Linked DNA regions of Homo sapiens: region 2 is linked to region 1. Evidence: chromatin loops called from intact Hi-C (ENCODE). Cell type or tissue: heart left ventricle. All regions are shown on one strand.

Region 1 (8,000 bases):
GGCTTTACCTTACCTGCGTCCTCTCCGCTGCTTCCCGTGCAGGTGCGAGGCCTCGCGCACCGCAGCGCCGCCTGCCGGTGACGTCTGGCCTCCGTTTGCTCATCTGTGAAGAGGGCGCGATGATGGAGGCCGAAGGGTGCCTGTGGACTTTGGCACAGCCTGTGCGCGGTGCATTGTGTTCTCCAACCGGAACGGGAATGGTGGCGGCGGCGAAGGCCATGACTGTAATTGCTGTTAGAGTCATACAGCTGAAATGCTACGAGCACCGACTGTGAGGCCAGAGTGCTAGGCTCAGAGGAGGCGCAGCACGCAGTGCCAGCCCAGCCTGCGGCAAGTTATTGGATCTGGCTGCCCCCGATTCTCGCCGATGGAATAGGGGTCACAAGAATGCCCACCTCACAGAGGTGTGGAGAAACAGAATAAACACACTCATCTACAGTGCTTACAACGGCACCGGCCACACAGTATTACGTTTATAACTGACGCTGCGCAATTCTGGGGGCACAGCGCATATAGAGGGGACTTTGTGGGCAACAACCTGGGACGGGGCAATCATGCAGCGGGAACAGCCCCGATGTCTCACTGCCCCACGCAGTGATACCAGCAGCTGTTGTCCTGGAGTCTTCTGGGCACCAGTCTGTCCTGGAAGCACCTCTGTGGCCAGCTCCTTCATCCTCGGGTCGGTCCCGTGAGGTGGTAACACCACGATTTTCATTTTCAGAGGAGGACATTGTGGCCCAGAGAGGTTCGGCAGCTGGTCAGTGGTGGAGGTATCCTGAGGCTGACCTCACCTGCAACTTGGGAGCTGAAGCCCTGGCCTGCAGACGGCAGAGAGGACAGCTAGAGGAGGCTGCCATGGGGTCAGCCTAGAGGCCTCAGCTTATCCTAGGCCAACACCTCCTTAGATTATCCCACCTAGGCCCTCAAAGGACAGGACTCCTCTCTGCAGCATCCTAGGGGTGCAGCCGTACAGGCCCTGGTTACATGCCTCCTGTGAGGGGGAGCTCAGTCTCATGCCTGGGAGAGCACTGCAGCCCTGAGCCAGGGAAGGGAAAGGCCTTCCTATTGCACAAAGCCTCCTTAGCTTCAGGAGGCATGCTTGTCTCACTGCCTTGGGTCAATCACTATGAAAGACACACTGAACACACATACACACACATGGAGAGGACGAGGGAGAGGGAGAAAAAGTAAGAGAGAGAGGAGAGAGACCCACTCATGGACCCAGGGAGAGGTGCAGATCTGGGAGGGAGATGATCAGGGTGTGCAGTAAGTCCCCAGGGCAAAGGGCTTTCAGAGAGAGATTGGGTTGGGGATGGGAGAATTTGTGCTTTGGACTGGGGAAGAGGGGAGTGAGGCTGAGGCAGAGAGGAAGGCAGGTCTTGGAGGCAGCAGAGCTCAAGAAAGAAGGAGCAGGCAGGTGGGGGGCAGAGAGGTGGGGCCTTTGACTTCACTCATTTGAAGTGACCAAGAGCTCTTTCTGGGGACAGGCTGAGTGGGCAGAGTGAGGAGGAAGGAGATGAAGACATGAGCACAGCTGGGCTGCAGAGGGCTGTTGGGCAGGTTGTGCACTGCACACAGGAGCTCCAAGGAGTCCAGCCAGCTCCTGCTGGACACACTCAAGGTTGTAGCCTGCGGCCAAGAGGGGCATCTTCCCCTGAATCCCACAAAGGTACCCTAAGGCTAGCAGGTCCTTGGGCAGGCTCTGGGGGAAGGGAGGGCACTCGGGAAGACTGAACTGCTGGCTGGTGGGTTTGTCTGTGAATTTTGAGGTGAAAAGGACGAGGGCCTGTGCAAATACTGGTTGGGGAGCAAGTCAGGACAGAGAAGGGACCCTGTGGTGACTTGCCCTGGGTCACAGGGCCAGCAGTGACACAGGTGGGAATTGCCCCCACCCTCTAACCATGCTGGCCACCCCTGCCCCTTGCACAGTGGCCCTCCATTTCTGGGCAGGAAGCCGGCCGAGCCCCTCCCTCACCGGCAGGTGGGTGGCCCCTCATCAGCCTGATGTGGAAAGTGAAATAACTTCTCCCAATTACCCTCGAATCTGGAAACTTTTTGTGCCTCCGACATTTCCTCCAGCCTGGGAGTTAATCAGCCCCTTGGCTGTCCCCTTGCTGGGGCCGGGTGTGGGGGCACCAGGGGCAGTCGTGCCCTAGAAAATTATTTCTCATCACCAATTATTGCCCATTAGAGCTAATGGTTGCGCTTAATCACCGTACACTTATCTGGGGTTTTTTAAGCCACTGGAACAGCCTCCCCTCCACCTTCTCCCCCCAACCCAGTTCTCTCTTGAGCAAAGCTGAAGCCATTGCCAGAAATATATATTTTTTTAACCAAATCACACATCTGATACCGTTTTGTTTGAAAAATGAGCTGCCCTCCCCTTTCGTGTCTGCTGGTCACACAGCCGTGAAGTTGTGGGACAGCAATGGGACCTCTGTGGGGTGCATTCCCAAGGCCTCTGGAGGAGGTGAGACTCTTCCTCCCCAACAACTCTGCAAGGGGGAGGGGACTTAGCCCCAGTGACAGATTAGGAAACTGAGGCTTGGAGGGATGTGATGAAGGTCACCAAGGAGTGATGTGAGGCGGCATGAGTCGCCCCGCGCTCTTTCTGCTTCGGTCTAGGTGCCAGAGACGGAGCAGGAAGGCAGCCCTGGGGAATTCTCACACTGTTGGAATTGGGACCAGGTGAGTCAGGTGGAATGTGGCTCACCCACAGCAGCCCTGCTAGGCCAGGACATCAAATCAGAAATTCTTTTGAAAACATTATTCACATGTCCAACCAAGAAATGGACAGGCTCAGATGTTCCACTCTGCACACACAAAACCTTTGGCTCATGAGGGCAATTCATGATTTTCTTGGGCAGAAATCTGCTCCACAGTCTCTTTCCAAAGAGGCCAGAGCCTCTTTGAGCCTTGGTTTCCTAATCTGCAAAATGGGGCTCTGATTCCTGAAAGAGCAGGACTGCTGTGAGGACTCCAGGTGCTGCCTTGAACCTGTAGCTAGTGTAGAGAGTCAAGGAATGGGCACAGAGGGGCCTGGGAGCAGCTCCGTCCCTAGAGGGCTGGCTTGAGGAGGGCTGCAGACAGGTACCAGGGACATAGGGCTGTTGCCTACTGCCACAAGCCAGGGCCTGAGACCACACTGTCCAACAAGCTAACTTGTTCCATGGACCCTTGCTGGGAATCTGAGAGCCTCAGGCAAAGCCTTGTGGGGCCTACGGAAGTGGGTTCATTCATTCGGAAGTTCTTAAAGATCTCCAAGCTGGGCACACAGCAAGAGAAAAGACAGGAGGCCAATCCCCACTTCCAGGGCACTTAGGAATGGATCAGGGAGAGGGAGGATAAATAGATGTCAGATTAGTCACCCGGATCATTCCAGCTCAACCTACAGAAAAGGATGATGGAATGACAAGCTATTATAGAATACGATGTGGTGTGTGTATGTAAGGTCTTGAATGCATGCACACATCTTTTGTATCTGGCTCTGTCTGCTGAGAGAGCTCTGAAGCAGACACCTCAGTGGCAGTGAGCACATCCTGTACCCAGATGTTGGTCTCTAATACCATCCTTGGGAATGGGATCCAGGGCTCCTTGGAGAAATGGCTGATTCCAAACTTGGGACAGGATCAATACATTATAAGCCTGGAACATGTTGTTATGCACTAAAAAAGGAAGATTATACACTATTTATACAGGTATGTAATACCTGACCTCGGATCAGATGTGGTGGTGAAGGGGAAAGACAGGCTATAAAGGGCAGCATTGCATCAGTTGACAAAACTGTGGCAGGCTTGTGGCTCGAAAAAAAGGCCTCTCTCCTCCCCCATTTCCCAGTTGAGAGCCAGCTGGGAAATGTTGGGGGAGGATTTGGGTGGAAAAATCAACATTTTGCAAGCATTGTGGCAAAGATTGGCTCAGGCAAGAGTCATCAATGGCTGATAAAGCCGGTGGAAAGCTTTGACAAGGAGTAGGGTGTTTTTGCATGCTCTGCAGGTGTCTCCTCATAGACCAGGTATTCAACGCAAGGAGGGGGGAAAAGTTATACAGTGGAGAAATCAGGACCCACCCTGGCAGGGTGACAAAATCAACCACTGACCACCATGGAGGTGCATGCGGGCACCGGGGGCCACCAGTTGTGATGCCCTACAAGCGCACATCCCTAACACCACTGACACCAGGTAGGAAGGCACAACCCACACCCAAACAGGAGGAAATGCAGACAAACTCCAAGTGAGAAACATTTCACTAAAAACACTGTGTTCTTCAAAAATGTCAATGCAATATAAGACAACGAAAGATTATGGACACCATTTCAGGCTGAAGGAGACCAAAGAGACAAAACAACTGAATACAATACCTGACCCTGGATCAGATGGGGTGATGGAGGGGAAAGACATGCTATAAAGGGCGGCATTGCGTCAGGGCAGCATTGTGTCAGTTGACAAAATTGGCACATGGATGGCAGATTAAAGTGTTTTGTCAATGTTAATGTTAATTTCAATATTACCAAAGTCAAGAACGGAGCTGTAGTTACATAAGAGCATAATTCTATTTTTGGGAAACCCACACCAAAGTATTTTGGGGTCAAGGGCTATGACATTTGCAATTTACCCTCAAAATATGTGTGTTTGTGAGAGAGGCAGACACAGAGGAGAGACACAGTGATAGAGACAGAGAGAAAGAACAAGAGCAAATAACCCAGTAAATAATAAAAAGTTAACAGTAGGTGAGGAGTATGCAGGTGTTTTTGGTCCCATTCTCATCCCTGCAAATTTTCCACAAATTGTATATTGTTTTCAAATAAAATGTTTTTTTAAAAGTGATGTGGGTAGGGGACGCCTTGAGATGCAAGTGGTCAGGGATGAATGCTCTGAGGAAAAACATTTGGGCAGAGCCTGCAACATGAGAAGAAATCATCCAGTGCTGCAGAGGAAGGGAATGGCATGTGCAAAGGCCCTGGGGTGGGAAGATAGGCTGGGTGTGCTTGTGCTCAAGACAGGGTGGTGTGGGGAGGAGCAGGGAGACAATGAGGCTGAGGATGTTGGTGGGGACCAGGCAGGTCCTGGTAGGGAGTTGGGGATTTAGTCTTAGTGCAATAGATGCAATAGGTGGCTGCCCATAACCCCAAGGATGCCACTGGGTGAGAGAGAGTTCCTCCTTCATTCGCTTATTCAACAAATATGTATTGAGCCCCTCTCATATCCTGGACTACTTGGGAAAGATGATGGTGCAGAGAGAGCTTCCAGTGCTTTGGGAACAGCCACTAGGTAGTTGGAGAACATTCTGCTATGAAGAAGGGCAGGGATTTGCCCTGATTATAGTTTCAGGGTCTAACAGTCAGGGTGGGCTGGGTTCTATTGCAGCAACAAACAAGCCCAACATCTCATGTCTGCACACAGAAAAATGCATTTTTCAGTCAGTTACATGATGTGCCTTCATGGGCCAGCCCATCAGTCACCCAGGGAAAGGGGACGGGGCTTCTACCCTGAACCTGCACGTGTTTCTTCTGCTCACATTTCATTTGCCAAGCAAGTCACACAGCCACACCTAACTTCAAAGGGACTAGGGACATGCCCAGAATGAAAGGGAGAAGCAGGTGTTTAAGAATAGCTGCAAAGACAGCCACAGGGACAGAAGGAAGCTTGCAGTCTATACAGCTGTCCCCCCAGTGTTTGGCTGGGAATGCGCCATAGGGACTAGCACTAATGCTTCAGTCTGGCACCGAACAGATTCCAGACCAGCAAGGGCCCCCAAGTGGTCGAAGTGGGCAGTTAGGTGAGCTAAATGAGCGTTAGTGGGAAGGAGAATAGCCTGGGACTGGGACCCTGGGGAGGGACACCAGCATGTCCACAGCAGGCAGCTAAAGTGACAAGGGGCCTGGAGACCCCATCCCCTGGGGAGCTGGGGCTGCTAGACTCAACTAACAGCCTAAGTAGAAAGTAGTGAAATCTACTCACTGTCCCCCACCTCTGAGGGCCAGTCCTGGGGCAGGAAGAGCTGATGGAGTCCTAGGGCTAGGAGAGCAGAGCTGCGTCCCCAGGAGGGGTGGGGGCATGGCAGAGATCAGCAGTAAGGACACAAAAATGGGGAGGGCTGCTTGACGGGTGAGGAGCTCCCCGTCATGCAGGGCATGCAAGTAGAGCAGCAGATGCCCAACATCTAGGGAAGCTGTAAAGGAACTTCCTGGGATCCAAGGGCCCTTCCTTTCTCCCAGAGTCTACATTTCTAGTGAGAATGGTGGGGGACAGCCAGGTCAGAGAGGGAGCGTGTGTTTGGAGAAAGCAGGTAGTGGGAAGGGCAGTAAAACTAGGGCCATTCGGGGGAAATGAGGAATCATCTTAGCCATCTCCACCAGTTCTCTACCTCTCCCCACCAGCTTGGGGGCCACCCCTCCAACTCAGTGACTGTGGGTCACCTCTGTCTGTGGCCAGGCCCTCCGAGCTTCCCATCATGAACAATGCCCCTGAGAGACCCTAAGGCGTGTTGCAGGAATGAGCAGAAGACAGGCTGCTCACATCATCCCTTCTAACACCATGGGGCATGGCCTCAGCATGTTTCAGTCTTGCCCTGAGTGCCTTAGGGATGTCAGCGGCTCTACATAAAGTCAGGCCATGGTGCTATCCAAGGGCTGTGATGTGCGGCCAGCAGCAGGCAGTCAGTAGAGCTTGGTGAGTTCATTATTTCTCTCTCCAGCCCTCAGTTCAGAACACAGGGGTACAACCCTGAATGCCAGAAGGAGGAATCAGCCAGTTATCCGTGGTCAGACCTGGAGGTTGCAGAGAGATAACTTTGGTTTGTACAGGGGTCCCTGGAGAAATCAGAAAAAACAGCCGTTCTGAATTCAGACCCCTGAGTGGCCTGGCTGGCCATAGTATTGCCACTTTCTACTGCCCCAAGGGAAGCCCTGTGCTTGGTGGGGCTGGTGTTCTATCTGAAACCAGGAGAGACACAAAAAGGCTACAGCCATAGGGGAGGGAGCAGGTTTCTGTGGAACTAAGGAAACTCCAGAGAGTCTATTGTACAGTGTGTCTGGGTCACCTCCATCTGTAGACCCTGGAAGCACTTGGCTTCATTACCTCACTCTCAGCTCTGAATCCCACAGTTCAGGGCTGCAGCCACAGCAGAACAGCTCTGCCTCCACCCAGCTGTTCCTGCTGAAGCCCCCGGCGTCACCCTCAGGGCGTCCTGAGCTGTGGCACCTCCACAGTGGAGACCCATCCATCACAGAGCCCATCAACGGCCCAGCGCCACCCGGAAGGGGCCAACACCGATGTCAACTAGGGCCACTCTGAAAGCCGCCAGGGCGCGGCCCCAAGGGCAAGATGGATGGGCGGAACCAGCCACTTTAAGGCTGTGTTTATGGGACACCCAAACAGCTGGTCAATCCCCCGGGACCATCACTCACCCAGCTACCAGGGGTCCCTGACAGGCTTGGAGATTGCGTTGCCGTCTTAACTCCAGCAGCACTTAGAGTCTTAGCCTATCAGGCTGAGGGGTCCTGTCCCAGCCACCGGCACTTGACAGATGAGGCACCTGAGCCCCAGCAAGGAGGGCACGTGGCTGCCAGGATCACCCAGGCTGTGAGCAGAAGATGGGCTTGAACCTGGTCCCCCCTCCAGCCAGGGCTCAGAGGGCCCTCTAGTCTCCTGTGCACACACGCAGGCCTTGGCTTGTCTCTGGCACTTTTAGTAATGGAAGGCTTGTCCGCCTGGATGTACGAGCTCTCTCTAGAGACATACCTGATTTTTGGTTTAGTCATGTTCTCATGTTCTACTCAGGGGAGACCAGAGAGGAGCTGCACTTTTACTTCCTCTAGGAAATGACCTCCCCTCCCTCCCTCCATCCCTTCCTTCCTTCCTTCCTTCCTTCCTTCCTTCCTTCCTTCCTTCCTTCCCTCTTTCCCTTTCTTCCCTCTTTCCCTTCTTTCCCTTTTCCTTCCTTCTTCCTTCCCTCTTTCCTTCTTTCCTTCCCTCTTTCCCTTCATTCCTTCCTTTTCT
Region 2 (8,000 bases), 120 kb before region 1:
CAGGGAGCTAAGGCGCAGAGGCAGACGATTGCCCGCCGGCCCGGAGACCCCGTGCTGACCTAGCCCACAAAGCTGCCACTCTAGGTAAAGGGCCGCATCCTGTCTTCCAAGGTGACACAGTCTGTCGGACTGCGCGTGCCCGACCGGAGCTACCTGGCGCCCGCCCTGCGTGCCACTGCGCCCCAGCCACCGAGCGCTGAGGTTGTCTCTCTGCCTGCAGGCAGCAGTCGCATCCTTCATTTCAGGCCCGGGACTTGAAGGAAAGGTCCCTTGGATCCCATTCCTCTTCCGCTCTATGCACAAGTCTCTTCTCATCCCCAAAGTCCTGGGAAAAAAACCCAGATATGGCGTGGGCCCAGGTGGCTGAGCTTCCCGGAGCCCGGGGGCCGCAGCCAGGGGAGGGAGAGGGCTCAGGAGTCTCGCGAGAGCTGTGGCCCTGCGGGAGTGGGGAGCGCCTGCGACCGCCTGGACCCTGGGGACGCGAAGGGCTGGGGGAGGAGAGAGGGCTGGGATTAGCCTGGCCGCAGCGTTCCCCCAGAGGCGCGAAGTTTGCGCTCAGTGTGCTTTGTTCAAGGTGGCCTGGGGAATGAGGGAGTCCTTGGGGAGGCTTGTCAGAAGGGCCCCGGCCCGGGATGGGGGAGGGGGTCGCTTCTCCACTGGTGTGATCCTGGCCGGAGCAAGACGTTCTCCTGGTCAGTAGAAGGGGAGCTGGAGAGTCTCGGGAGAGAGAAGATTTGGGCGGCGCCCAGCTGGGCCCAGCACGCAGGAGGCGTGTGGGGAACGGAAGGCCACTTGCAGCTGGCTTGGATATTCCAGCTTACCGCGGGCTCCACGCACAGCCCCCGCAGCGCGAGGACAGTCGCAGGCGTAGTCGCGAGCGGGGGCGCCCCATCCCTCCCCCTGGCTTTTCACCTAAAAAAAAAAAAAGTTCCTCTGGCTTGCTCCCTTCCCTGTTCTGGATTCCCCTAGAGGGTCACTTGTGGGGACTAAGAAAGAAAAAAAAAAAAGAAGAAGCGCGGGTCCCAGCCCAAGTCGACAACAGCAGAATCTGAAGTTTTTGTCCCCTGGAGCTGGAGGGCACTGTCTTACTGTGCCTACAGGGAAACCGAGCAGGGCCAGCTAGGAGTGGCCAAAATGTGGTCCTCTCAACCCCGAGTGAGCACCTTCACTCGGCCATCTCTCCCCATCTCCCTGGAGCTCCAGGGTCCGAGCAGAAACCTGGTACCGCCTTTGTTTTCAGTTGCTCCCCTGCCTGATTTCCTTTCTACAGGTCAGGGAGCCTCTGCCCTAGAAATGACAGTACCGGAGAAGGAACGCAAAGGACATCCCCTGAGCCCACTTTGGGTTCCTGTGTCCACGGAGGAGACTAGCTGATGCTGGGAACCTCTGTCCCCTCTGTTCAGGCTGGGTTCCCCAGCGGTCCCACCTACAGCCCCCACCCTCCCTCCCAGCTCAGCCCGGGGCCAGATCTCCGAGCTGAAGGAAAACTTCTCAAATGCCACCTCCCCAACCCCACTGTAGGGAGGTAAGGGAGCTGGGACTCCTCGCTCCGCTGGGCGGGGCAGGAAGGTAATGGCAGCCGAGGGGCCAGCAGGTGCTGACTCTGGCTCAGCTCTCTACCTCTATTCTGGTCCCCCGGGCCACTCATAACTTCCTGCCCCAGGACTGTCAGAGGCCCCTCCAGGGAAGGGCCTTTCCTCTTGGGATCTCTCTGACTTTGGAAGGGGGACCCTCACTGGTGTGACTTCAGAAGTTCAATTTGTCTTAGCTCTTACACAGTAGTGTCCCTAGGTCTCGACTTTAAGACAGCATCTTCCCATTTCTGAAATCTGGGTTCCATGACAGTTGAGATGGGGACGAGGGTCCCAGAGGCTGTGGGTGTCATGGATGCTCCATGTGACCTCCCGCCCACTCCCATGGGTGTACTGCCGAGGTTATTTAGCCATTCCAGTGAACAGTGGTGGCCCCTGGCCTCTCAGGCACCAACACTGGAGGGGAAGACCACAGAGGGGAGTCCTTCAGCTAGGCCAAGGAATTCACAGGGGAGGAGAAGCTTGGGGCGGGGCGGGGTGGGGGGTGGTTCTTCAGCAAGGCATAGAAATTCACAGGGGAAGAGCAGCTTAGAGGGTGTCCATTGAGAGAGGTGCCTCTGACCTCTCTCAAAGAAGGCTTCTCAAAGAAGTTTTAGGAATACCTCCACTGATGATTGATTGCGCTGATAGTTGCCGTTTTGATGTAAACTCAATAGTGATCTGTGGTTTTTTTTTTTTTAAATCTATGTGCTAATAAGCCTAAAAGAGATATTTGAGTAAGTATAAAATAAAAATTCCAGGTGATATGAGAGCAATGGGTTATGGCTTCATTCGCAATATTTAAACAACGTTTCTTTCTCAATGCTTCAGGAAATAATCGTGCATCTGACATCAGTGGCAGCATGGACTGGCTGATATGTATCAAGCTCTTATGTCAGCCCTTCATTCCTTTAACAAGCACTTATTGAGTATGGCAGACAATTCCTAGCGCTAGGGACAGAACCCCCCCCCCATTTCTTCTGAATTACTTTATCGATCCAGGGACACCCCAGTAAGCTAGGTGCTCCTGCTCCCATTTTCCAGAAGATAAAGCTCACAGATGTTAGGCAACTTGCCCAGGAACACAAAGTCATTAGCAACGAACTGGATCTGATTTCAGCTTGGTTAGTCTCCACTGCCCCTCACTCAGCAGCCTCAAGGTCCAGCTTGGAGTGCCCCACATGCCTTAGAGTCTCCAAAGCCCCTGCCTGCCTGGAATAAGTCTCACTCATTTGTTCACCAATTTGTTCAACATGCCCTCTGCGTGCCAGACACTGTGCTGGGGAGGGGTGGACAGACGGTGAAGAAGCCACAATTAAATCCACAAGATGATTTCAGAGAGTGGTCGTTGTCATGTGGAAAATGCAGCAGGTGATAGAAGATGAGTGGGGTGGGGGCTTTAGTCAGGGTGGTCTGGGAAGATTGGTCTCAGGAAGTGACCCTTCAGTGGAGACCTGAGTGACCAGGAGGAAGGGTCTGTGTTGTGAAAAGCGCCTGGGGATGAGCGAAACCAAGTGCAAGGTCCGGAGGCGGTTATGAGCCTAGCGGAGGGAGGTGGTGCAGTGGGAGGCCAGGGTGTCCGGAACGAGCAAGGAGAGGTGGAAGAGTGGGAGAGAGCAGGCAAGGATGTGGGCCCAGGCGCCACTTGGAAGCGCTGGGAGGAGGCAGCGTCTTGCTCTTGCGCCTTGGCCCGGGAGAGCCCCTGACAGCCGCCCCAAGTCCGCCCTGCCGAACGCAACTCCGCCCGCACGCGCTGCCGCCCCAGCCCCCGCGGCAGCTCCGCTTCCACCAGGCAATTTGCTTTTTTTCTCCTTTTTCATAAGGATGCAATTTTCTGCGTGCTTTAAGGACATTAGAAGGGCGTTTGACTGACGCGCCATGCGAAACGCATTAGCGAGGCTCGTGCTGCGCATGGCAGGCGGCGCCGCCCGTGCAAGGGGCAGGTGGAGGCCGAGGTAGGGGAGGACACGCAGAGGGACTCGACCCCGAGGGAGCTGGGACCGAGACACGGGGTAAGAAATGCAGAAAGGAGAGACAGAGGTGGAAGACAGCGGCAGTGTCTAAGAGAGAGAAAAGGGGAAACAGGGAAGTGTGTGTGAGAGAGTGGGGGTGGGGAGGCACAGAAACGGCGGAAAGGGAGGGGAAGAAATGGAGAGACAGGCTGGAGAAAGGAAAGGGAAAGAGCAGATAGGAGAAGAAGGTGGAAAAGTTGGGGTGAGGAAAGAGTTACTGAAGGAAGGCAGCCCAGCTGTCCCGCAGACCACCATGTGACCTTGAGCACAGAAACGGGCGAGTTCCCTGCCTGGTAGTGGAGAAAATGGAAAGTGACAGAAAACTTCCTCCTTGTGTTTCTGCTTTTCGAATGAGCCAACTCCCTCCTTCCCCAGGGCACTCGCACATGCTGTTCCTCAGTCTGCAATGCTCTTCCCTGTGCTCCCGGTTGCCAGGGACTGTCTCCTTCTTCCGTCCTGGGCTCCAAAGGGTCGTTTCGCAGAAGAGGGCTGCTCTGACCCTGACTCACACTGCAGTGCGCTCTGGCACTCACCACCACTCACAATGCCTTCTGTATCTACCTGGGATCTATCTTTGGGGCAAGGTCTCTCACAGCTCCTGTCCACCTAGCATTCCCCTGCACTTTAAAGAACTTACTCTGCAAATGCTCCGACACCGCTCCCGCCCCCCAACCTCAGAGTCAGGAGGATGCTGGCTGAGTGGTTCTTTTTTTTCCCCCAGGGGTATCTGTAGGAGTCCCTCCTCCTGTCTGAATGGTGGCTGGTGGCTGAGTGTGGGCGGGGGGAAGGTCTGGAGGGGTTTGGGCTGGTCCTGCAGTCAGGATTTGGGAATGGTCCAGGGGTCCATGTGGGGATGTGGTGCAGGAGCACCAAGTGGCATCGTTTCCCAGCCCTGGAGCCTGAAGGGAGCCCAGGCCCTCTCCAAGCAGAGGCAGGGATAGAAGCCAGCTTGCACTGGGGACCAGCTATGTGTGCCAGGCCCAGGATGGGGCCTCTCCACCCCCATCTCCACCATTTTGGAAGCATTGATGTTGGGCATGGCCGTGGCTAATCCCAGTGTGGTTAATCCTAAAAACCTCTTGAGATAGAGAGGGTGAAATCTGTTTCTCAGATGAGAAAACTGAGGCTTAGAAAAGGGTCTCACACCTAGTGAATGGCAAGCAGAGCTGGGGTGTAATTCAGCCCAAAGTAACTTGATGAGCTAGTCCTGTACCTTCAGCCCTGAGAAGATTCCCAGAGAAGGCTTAGCTGGCTGAACTGCGTTGCAATTCATTCCAGAATACAGCTGTTCTGAGTTCAATCAGTGAAGGCCCCGAATACAAGCACAGCTGAGCCATGGGGCAGCCTAGCACTGTAGTTAAGACCCAGGGCTTCATCATTTGTTAGCTGTGTGATCTTCGGCAAGTTACCTGTCTTCTCTGTGCCTCAGTATCCCCCTCTTTAAAATAGGAACTGATAACATGATCTCATGTCCTCATTAGGTGCCTGGACATGCAATGAGTGGGATTTCCTCCCAAAAGATTTTTGGAATAAATGTGAGGGTATAACTTGGTGTTCGCGTACTGTCCCTGGAGCTGATGGGAGCTGCTAGGATGGAGCAGCTCACAGAACTGCAGGGGGCACCCCTGTTCTGGGCAAGGGGACAGGGCTGGCTCTCTGCAGGCCTTTGCTGCTCCTTTCTCCTTGTGGGCTGATGATGGACTATTGTCAAGGAGAGAGCCTGGGCTTTGGAGGCAAGTTTGTGCTGGGGTCCCTGAGGGTCTGGCATAATTCCCTTCCATTGTCTTCATGGCACTTACACGAGGGCAGTCCTCGGGAGCTGCCCATCTCTCCCACCAGCATGTCTGCTCCGGAAGGGCAGAGACCCTGCCTGTCGTGCACCCCAGTTCCTGGACAGTGCTGGGATGTGGCAAGTGCACAGCAAAGATCTGTGGACCAGATGAATGAATGTCCTGCTGCCCTGACACTTACACACTGGGAGGTCCCGGCCAAACTCTCACTGTCTGGTTATGACCCATGTGTGAAGATCTCATATGACAATAGTTAGCTTAGCCTTCCCTGTCACAGCCAGTGGAATGCAATGCCCTCTCCTCCCCTGCCTGCTGGTGGTAAACTGAGGCAGGGGCAGGGGCAGGGTGATTGACAGTCCCTTGGCAGCATGGGTGTCACCCTAGGGGTGCTCCACTCTTGGGGCTCCTCAGGGTCTCATAGGTCAGGCTATGTCATTCCTACACTGATGCTTCAGCAGCTCTCAGTCAAACCCGTCAGGCCCTGCAGTGAATGAATGAACGAATGAATGAATGAGTGATGGCCCAGTTCTTTCAGCTATAAGCTCTGGCTTTGAGTTGGCTCAGGACTTCGGCTGCCACCAAAGCCTGCCCTTGCAGCAGCCTGAAAGTGCCAAGAAATTCACCCCTTCCACCCTTGAAAGTGGTCCTCAACCAGGGGTGGGCGGGAGTTTGTGGATAGACACCCGCCTCACCCCCAGATAGATGATGCTAAGGGGTGCTGTCCACACTGGCTCCCAGAGTTCCCCTGCAAGGTCAAGCTCCAGCTGCCCCTGGGTTGATTTGCTGGACCCCACACCCTTTGTCAGCTGTGTGGTGTTGGTCTTGTTCTGTGTAACATGAGTGGATGGGCAAGCTCCATAGAGGGCCACTGTGGGGAGGGGAAACCATGAAAGCAGCTCCCCTCATGTCTCCGAACTGTTGTGGCTCTGGGTAGGCTTTTATCTGAACAACAGGATAGCTGCAAAGCGAGGTTTAAGACCAGCTAAGAGTAGAGACTTTCAGAGGACCCTGCCCAGCTCAGAGCTTCTGGAATCCTCACGTTCCCCTTCAAGCAGCCACTGGCTTTGCGTCAATCATGCAGCAGCCTCCCTGGTGTGTAACAGGGAGGAGGAGGAGGAAGGAAGAGGGAAAGAAAGGAGGAGAAAGCAAGGAGGATCGCACACCGTCTGATGCCCGGTCTGTGTAATGCTGGCAGCAGCTATTCAGAGGCTGGGATGGCTGCCTGCATTTCCTGATCTTCAAGGAGACCTTGGACATCCTGTGAACATAAGAAAGCAGAATCCCTTCTAAAGAAGGGACAGCGTGCTTCATTGTGAAGGGGCCCCGCTGGGCAGCTCAGCGGGTTCTTGGAGGCCCAGTCCACATGGAGCTCCTGTGCTCTTGCTGATGGGGGATGCGCAAGGCCGGAGAAAGAGGAGGAGGAGGAGGAGGAGGCAGCGGCAGCAGCAGCAGAAACCAGCATCATAGTCAGGGAGTGAGTGGGGCTGTGGGAGAAGCGCAAGTGTGGATGCCCTTTACATATCATTTATTTGTTCATTCATTCATGTATTCATTTCCTCATTCACTTATTTGATCTTACAATAAGAAGTTATTCGTGCCTTATTTGTACACCCATGTTCGTAGCAGCATGATTCACAATAGCCAAAGGGTGGAAGCATCTTGAGTGTCTATCAGCGGATGAATTGAGAAATAAAATGTGCTCTGTACACACAATGGAATGTTATTCAGACTTAAAAAGGAAGGAAGTTCTGACCCATGCTACAACGTGGACGAAACTTGAGGACATTATGCTAAGTGAAATAAGGCAGTCAGCAAAGGGCAAATACTGTGTGATTCCAGTTATATGAAGTCCCTACAGTCATCGAAGTCATAGAGGCAGAAAGTAGAACGGGGGTGCCAGGGTTTAGGTGGCTTTGGACAATCTCGCTTCTCCCCCTTTACTCACCTGTAGTCCTCAAGAATAACTGTAGAATGTGCTGTGGATATGACACCCATAGAGAGGGACGGCTGGGGCAGCCCTGGCTCTGTTCCAGTTCCCCCCATAGAAGCAGGATGTCCTTCAATGGTTTAGCCAGCAAGCCTCTTTGCTCCATGGTCTAAAACCCAGCCCAAGACCTGCTTTCCAGGACCCTTCAGCTGGGGTGCAAGTGGGGCACACATGAATGAACAAGACAGGGGATCCCAGGCTTCCATTGTCCCTTGCTACCTACTGTAAGGAACAAACCCGCTTCATGTAACCTGTTGGGTGCCTGTGTGTTCTCTCACTGGACTCTGACAATTTGCTAGCCAGTGCACAGTGAGCCTACTCTGGGGCTGGAGGAGGGGCAATGGGGAATTCGTGTTGAAGGGGGACAGATTTTCAGTTTTACAAGATGGAAAGAGTTACACAGATGGATGATGATGATGGTTGCACAACAATGTGACTGTACTTAAAACCACTGAACTCTTAAAAATAGTCACAATGGTAAATTTTATGTTATGCATATTTTACCACAACTGAAAAGTTATTGTGCCTTCTTTGGACAAGATTCTGGGCTTGGCCCATTCCCTCAGAGAGCATGCATTCCCTCACCTTCTGCATCATTTACTCTGAGCTGATGACTGCTTTCTTCACTTGTTAGTACATT

The links. Peaks named below come from ENCODE experiments on the same cell type or tissue, not always from the same donor. Only the 100,000 strongest peaks of a DNase experiment are listed, where the experiment ranks them.
Region 2: it touches region 1 in a loop (2.6-fold over the local background); 5 of 110 quality-filtered maps call a loop at or near these places.

Annotation. Positions count from the first base shown.
Region 1 is chr9:93,818,529-93,826,528 of GRCh38, reverse strand. MIR4291 (microRNA 4291) reads right to left here and starts at 7,172; the gene lies at 7,108-7,172. The region is part of intron 1 of LOC101928014 (a long non-coding RNA gene); the gene reads right to left. In heart left ventricle, no CTCF peak of the experiment used is centred here; a DNase peak (open chromatin) is centred at 28; H3K27me3 peaks cover 3,797 bases.
Region 2 is chr9:93,941,416-93,949,415 of GRCh38, reverse strand. No RefSeq gene overlaps it. Among named protein-coding and RNA genes, the nearest start is that of BARX1, 9.9 kb to the left of the region's middle. RefSeq lists enhancers at 1-379, 380-1,307. In heart left ventricle, no CTCF peak of the experiment used is centred here; a DNase peak (open chromatin) is centred at 3,395; H3K4me3 peaks cover 703 bases; H3K27me3 peaks cover 7,883 bases.